2 separate regions of the Homo sapiens genome follow, and region 1 is linked to region 2. The links are chromatin contacts, found by Hi-C in ENCODE. All regions are on one chromosome and are shown on one strand. Each heading gives the region's core, a stretch centred on a gene start or an enhancer-like site at or near the end of the contact. The rest is flanking DNA. Distances are from core to core; before and after follow the strand shown.

Region 1 (2,755 bases), core at 169-2,668, 1.1 Mb after region 2:
TGCTGAAGAACACTAACTCTGGGGCCTAGCACAGTGCTGATGCCTGTAATCCCAGCACCTTGGGGGGCCTGAGGAGTAAGAATCCCTTGAGCCCAGGAGTTCAAGACCAGCCTGGACAACATAGTGAGATCCCCATCTCTACAAAAAAGTTTTAAAAATTAGCAGGGCGCAGTGGCTCAGGGCTGCTGTAATCCTGGCTACTGGGGAGGCTGAGGCGGGAGGATGCTTGAGCCCAGGAGTTTGAAGCTGCACTGAGCCATGATGGCACCATTGCCCTCCAGCCTGGGTGACAGAACAAGGCCCTGTCTGAAAAACAAAACAAAATAAAACAAAAAAAACTAACTAACTCCGAACTCCAATTAAGCAAAATGTTACGCCTAAAAAAATTCCATTCTTTGGCCAGGCGCGATGGCTGAAGCCTGTAAACCCAGCACTTTGGGAGGCCGAGGCAGGGGGATCACGAGGTCAGGAGATCAAGACCATCCTGGCTAACACGGTGAAACCCCATCTCTACTAAAAATAAAAATAAAAAAAAAATTAGCTGGGCGTGGTGGTGGCCGCCTGTAGTCCCAGCTACTTGGGAGGCTGAGGCAGGAGAATGGCATGAACCCGGGAGGCGGAGCTTGCAGTAAGCGGAGATCTCACCACTGCACTCCAGCCTGGGCCACAGAGCAAGACTCCGTCTCAAAAAATAAATAAATAAATAAATAAAATAAAATTCCATTCTTCGCATCAGTAGCATATACTATATAATGATATAATGATATCATTATTGTATTTTTTTTTGAGATGGAGTCTTACTCTGCTGCCCAGGCTGGAGTGCAATGATGTGATCTCTGCTCACTGCAACCTCCCCGTCCCGAATTTAAGCGATTCTCCTGCCTCAGCCTCCGGAATAGCTGGGATTACAGGCGCCCGTCACCACGCCCAGCTAATATTTGTACGTTTATTAGAGACGGGGGTTTCACCATATTGGCCAGGCTGGTCTCGAACTCCTGACCTCAGGTGATCCACCAGCCTCAAGCTCCCAAAGTGCTGGGATTACACGCGTGAGCCACCGCGCCCGGCCAATAACATCATCATCATTATATTTTGAGTTTCATCAATATGAAATTGATGGGAAGGAGGGGTGATTCCAGGACTGAAAGGAAGGCTTGTGTCGTCACCATGGAGATGGACAGTCCAACGCTTCTAATTGGCAGGGACGAAGGGACGGGTCCTCGGCCCGTCCCCCTCGTTCCTCTAGGACCGGAAAATTCTGGGAAGGCTCGAGGCCGCGGTCCCCGGGGTCCGCATAGTCCCGATGAAAAACAGACCCGGGAAAGCTGGTGGGAGTCAGGAGCCCCGGCGATGAGGATTGCGATGAAGGAAGCAGGCTCGGAGCGCCGCCAGCGCATGCGTATTGGGGATCTGAGGCCAGCGTCTTGCGCCGCCATTGCGGGGAGGCTGTCCTCAGAGCAGGTCTGGCGCGCCGGTGGCTGGACCGGCCCCAGGAGCCCAGTCACCGGGCGTCATTGGCTCAGGCTGCGGGGCCCTCGGCACCTTCTCCCTCCCGGGTCCACCGCGGCGGCGGCGGCGGCGGCGGCGGCGGCGGCGGCGGCGTCAGGGGGCGGAGCCTGCCGAAGCGCCCTTTGTCTGCGGAGGTGAGTGCGCGCCGGGAGGAGGCGGAGGCGGGAGGCGGAGGCGGGGGGCGGAGGCGGGGGGCGGAGGCGGGGGGCGGAGGCGGGGGGCGGAGGCGGGGGGCGGAGGCGGGGGGCGGAGGCGGGGGGCGGCGGGCGGCGGGCGGCGGGCGGCGGGCGGCGGGCGGCGGCGGCGGCGGGCGGCGGGCGGCGGCGGCGGCGGCGGCGGCGGGCGGCGGCGGCGGCGGGAGGCGGCAGGTGGCGGGAGGGGCGGCCGCTGTCCCCGCTGTCCCCATTCCTGTCACCCGCCCCGTGTCCCTTTCAGATTTTTGGTCTTTTATAGGAAGGTCTTACCCGTTCCAATATTATAAACACATTGTCTTCTACTATCTGGGAATGACTCTGAGGCTGAAGAAAAACTTGCAGTTTATTTTTGGGCAAGCGTCCATAGGTGTCATTTTGGGGGAAAGTTTTTCCTCATCTCAGGATTATGCAAACGTTCGGCTTTATTTTCTTATAATACGTTTAAAGAATTTTTAAAATATTTTCTTTTTCTCCTTTTTATCTGTATTTCATTGAGTATGATATTTGTGGTAAGGGGTTAGGTAGAGATTACCTTTTTCTCTCATTGCCTTGCTGTTATCCGTTGAGTCACTTTTCCACGGAATTGCAGTGACACTTTTATTACATTTTGCAGGCGTGTGTATGCTCAGATGTGTTTCTGTTTATTTATGTTTTTGTTTTGAGACAGGATCTCACTTTATCACCCAGGCTGCAGTGCAGTGGCACCATCATGGCACACTGCAGCCTCAAACGCCTGGGCTCAAGAGCTCCTCCTTCCTCAGCCTCCTCAGTAGCTGGGACCACAGGTGTGCACCACCACGTGCGGCTTTTTGTTGTTGTTGTTGTTGTTAGCGACCAGGTCTCACCATGTTTCCCAGGCTGGTCTCTGAGCGCAAGTGATCCTCCCGCCTTGGCCTCTCAAAGTGCTGGGATTACAGGCATGAGCCACGGCGTTCGGCCAGCTGTTTCTAGATTCTGTCACTGCCCTGACAGTTTCTGCACTGAATACATATACGTACATACATACATAGATTTTTTTCATTTAAAATGTTTAGGCCGGTTGCGGTCCTGTA
Region 2 (2,700 bases), core at 57-2,556:
AGCAAATGAATTAAACAGACTTTAACCAAAGAATATATACAAATAGCCAATAGCCACATGCAAAGATGCTCAGCATTATTAGTTAGCAGGAAAATGCAAATTAAACTCATCATGAGTCACCTCCACACACCCATTAGAATCAATGTTCAAAAGGATGATCATACCAGATATTGACAAGGACATGGCTCAGCCAGAGCTCTCACTGATTGCCGTGGGAATAGAAAATGGTGTAACTGGCCAGGCGCGGTGGCTCACACCTGTAATCCCAGCACTTTCGGAGGCCGAGGCAGGTGGATCACTTGAGGTCAGGAGTTCAAGATGAGCCTGGCTAACATGATGAAACCCTGTCTCTACCAAAAATACAAAAATTAGCCAGGTGTGGTGGCAGTCACCTGCAATCCCAGCTACTCGGAAGGCTGAGGCAGGAGAATTGCTTGAACCTGGGAGGTGGAGGTTGCAGTGAGGTGAGATCGTGCCACTGCACTCCAGCCTGGGCAACAGAGCAAGACTCCGTCTCAAAAAAAAAAAAAAGAAAAAAAGAAAAAAGAAAATGGTATAACTATTCTAGGAAATACTTTGGCTGTTTTTTTATAGTTAAATATCTACTTACTCTACCAGTAATTTGCTTCTAGGTATTTACCAAGAGAAATGAGAACATTTGTACACATTTGTTACACACATTTGCTCATAGCAATCTTAATAGTCAAAAACTGGAAGCAAGCCAGGTGCCCATCAACAGGAGACTGGGTCAATAAATTGGGGTATATTCATACAAGAGAATAGTACTGAGAAGGAAAAATGAATAAGATACTGTTAGATTTAACAAAATGAATAGATCTCAAAAGTGTTATGTTAAATGGAAAAAGCAAGTATTTACACAGACACAAAAGAGTACATGCTATATAATTCCTTTTAGATGAAATTCTTAAAAGTCAGAACGGACATAAAGCAGATCAGTGGTTGCCTGGACAAGAGCTGGGGTGAGCTTGCCTGTAAATAGGTACAAGGGTACTTTGGGAGGTGATGGAAATCTACATGTTGTGTTGAGGTTGACTGGGTGTATACATTCGCCAAAACCCCTTGAACTGATATAAAGGTGCAGTTTATTGAATATAAACTACACCTCCATGCAGTTTTTTAAGAAGAGTTTATGTGTATTTTCTCCTGTTTGAGCTTTGAAAGAACATTCCAAAGCTCCTAAATGCTTTGGAATCCCAAAGCTCCAAAAATGTTTTCTATTAGAAAACATTTAGAAGTGCTCAAAGTAGCAAAAGATTTGCCTAGTTTTATCGGAAGTATGGAGAAAAGACACAAGATGGCGGTGTTACTCAGAGAAAGCAAAAGTGTATGGCGTCTTTCTCAATAAAGTCTCATTTCACCTGGCAGTTCTTCACGTCATTGACACGATTGTCCTCAGTACTTTCTTCTCCAGGTGCTTATGGGAGTCTTCTCTAATATACTTAATTACTGTCTACACTCAATAACTACGTCACGGATCCTTTAAACATCTCAAGAGCTTTTGTTTTTCTGTTGTTGTTGCAAATAAAAGTGAAAAATGTAAATAGTTTGCAATCCAGTAATCTATTTCGTTATTAGGGAGACTCATGTCTACTGCGGTTTGTTACTCCATAATGGAAGCCCCTGAGAAGTCGCCTTACCTCTGGGAAGAGCGCTTTGCTTCCCAGAGAATCTGATTCGCATTTCAGGCAGTCAGCCACTGGAGGGCAGTGCAGAAGCGTGAATGCCCTCACCTGCTCGGAGGCGGGAAACCCTGCAGCAACTGCGTCTTCTAAGGGAGCCTAGGACCAGGTTATTAGCAGAGGGGAAAAGAAAATGAATCCATTCTGGAAACCATCCGTTTGATTCAGAATGTTTTGTGTAAGACAGTATTTCTTGGGCCAGGCACAGTGGCTCACGCCTGTAATCCCAGCACTTTGGGAGGCCCAGGCGAGCAGATCACTTGAGGTGAGGAGTTCAAGACCAGCCTTGCCAACGTGGTGAAACCCCTTCTCTACTAAAAATACAAAAATTAGCTGGGTGTGGTGGCATGTGCCTGTAATCCCAGCTACCCAGGAAGCTGAGGTAAGAGAATCGCTGGAACCCGGGAGGTGGAGGCTGCAGTGAGCCGAGATCATGCCACTGCACTCCAGCCTGGGCGACAGAGCAAGACTGTCTTTAAAAAAAAAAAAAAAAAAAAATTATTTCTTGGTAATTACAAAGTTGTGTCCATCAGACGAACTCTAGAACTCTACAGATAACTGTGGACTCTAGCCTCCATGTACAGAGCAGCTAAGTGCAGACTGGAGAGAGGGCAGGCAGGGGCCGGCCGAGGGCGGGGTCCTACAGGAGGAGGAGGTGCCGGTGAACCTCCCATTTCCACGACTTGTACTCTTGGGGCAGCCCCTGGTCTGTGCCACGTGGATGGTGAAAGCTCACATGGAGAACATCCCACTGCCTTGAAGAACCAGAGGACAAAGTTTAGGACAACCGCAGTCACTGGCTGGGGGGCGGTGTGGGGCAGGGATCGGGGACTGACAAACAGAAGAGCCGGGAGACAGGGAACCTCAGACCATGAGTAAAGGCTAACTTCCTAGCTGGGCCATGCATGGACCTGACAAGCTTCCCTCGCTAAGGCCCAACCCTGCAGCCCTGATGGCCCTGCTGCCCCACCCAGGTTCCACGCACTGTGGGGAGATAAGC

The links. Hi-C counts contacts between places; a loop is a spot of excess contacts on that map. Pooled maps may share reads with other maps.
Region 1: a loop to region 2 is called in a pooled map, with 4 times the contacts of the local background. The contact joins the promoter of ZNF713 here to the enhancer-like site in region 2. A Hi-C loop is called at or near these places in 1 of 168 maps with a recorded cell type or tissue (CD4-positive, alpha-beta T cell), 1 of 37 single-sample maps with no recorded cell type and 2 of 50 pooled maps.

The regions. Positions count from the first base shown.
Region 1 is chr7:55,886,038-55,888,792 of GRCh38, forward strand. ZNF713 (zinc finger protein 713) reads left to right here and starts at 1,419. Exons shown (of 7, transcript NM_182633.3): 1 at 1,419-1,643. RefSeq lists an enhancer at 1,110-1,449 and a silencer at 1,570-1,619.
Region 2 is chr7:54,772,610-54,775,309 of GRCh38, forward strand. All of the region lies in intron 1 of SEC61G-DT (SEC61G divergent transcript), which reads left to right. Among named protein-coding and RNA genes, the nearest start is that of SEC61G-DT, 15 kb to the left of the region's middle. RefSeq lists a silencer at 1,643-1,802. Within about 2 kb of position 1,307, at least 7 of the 41 ENCODE cell types and tissues checked have a DNase peak (open chromatin) inside an H3K27ac peak, as active enhancers do.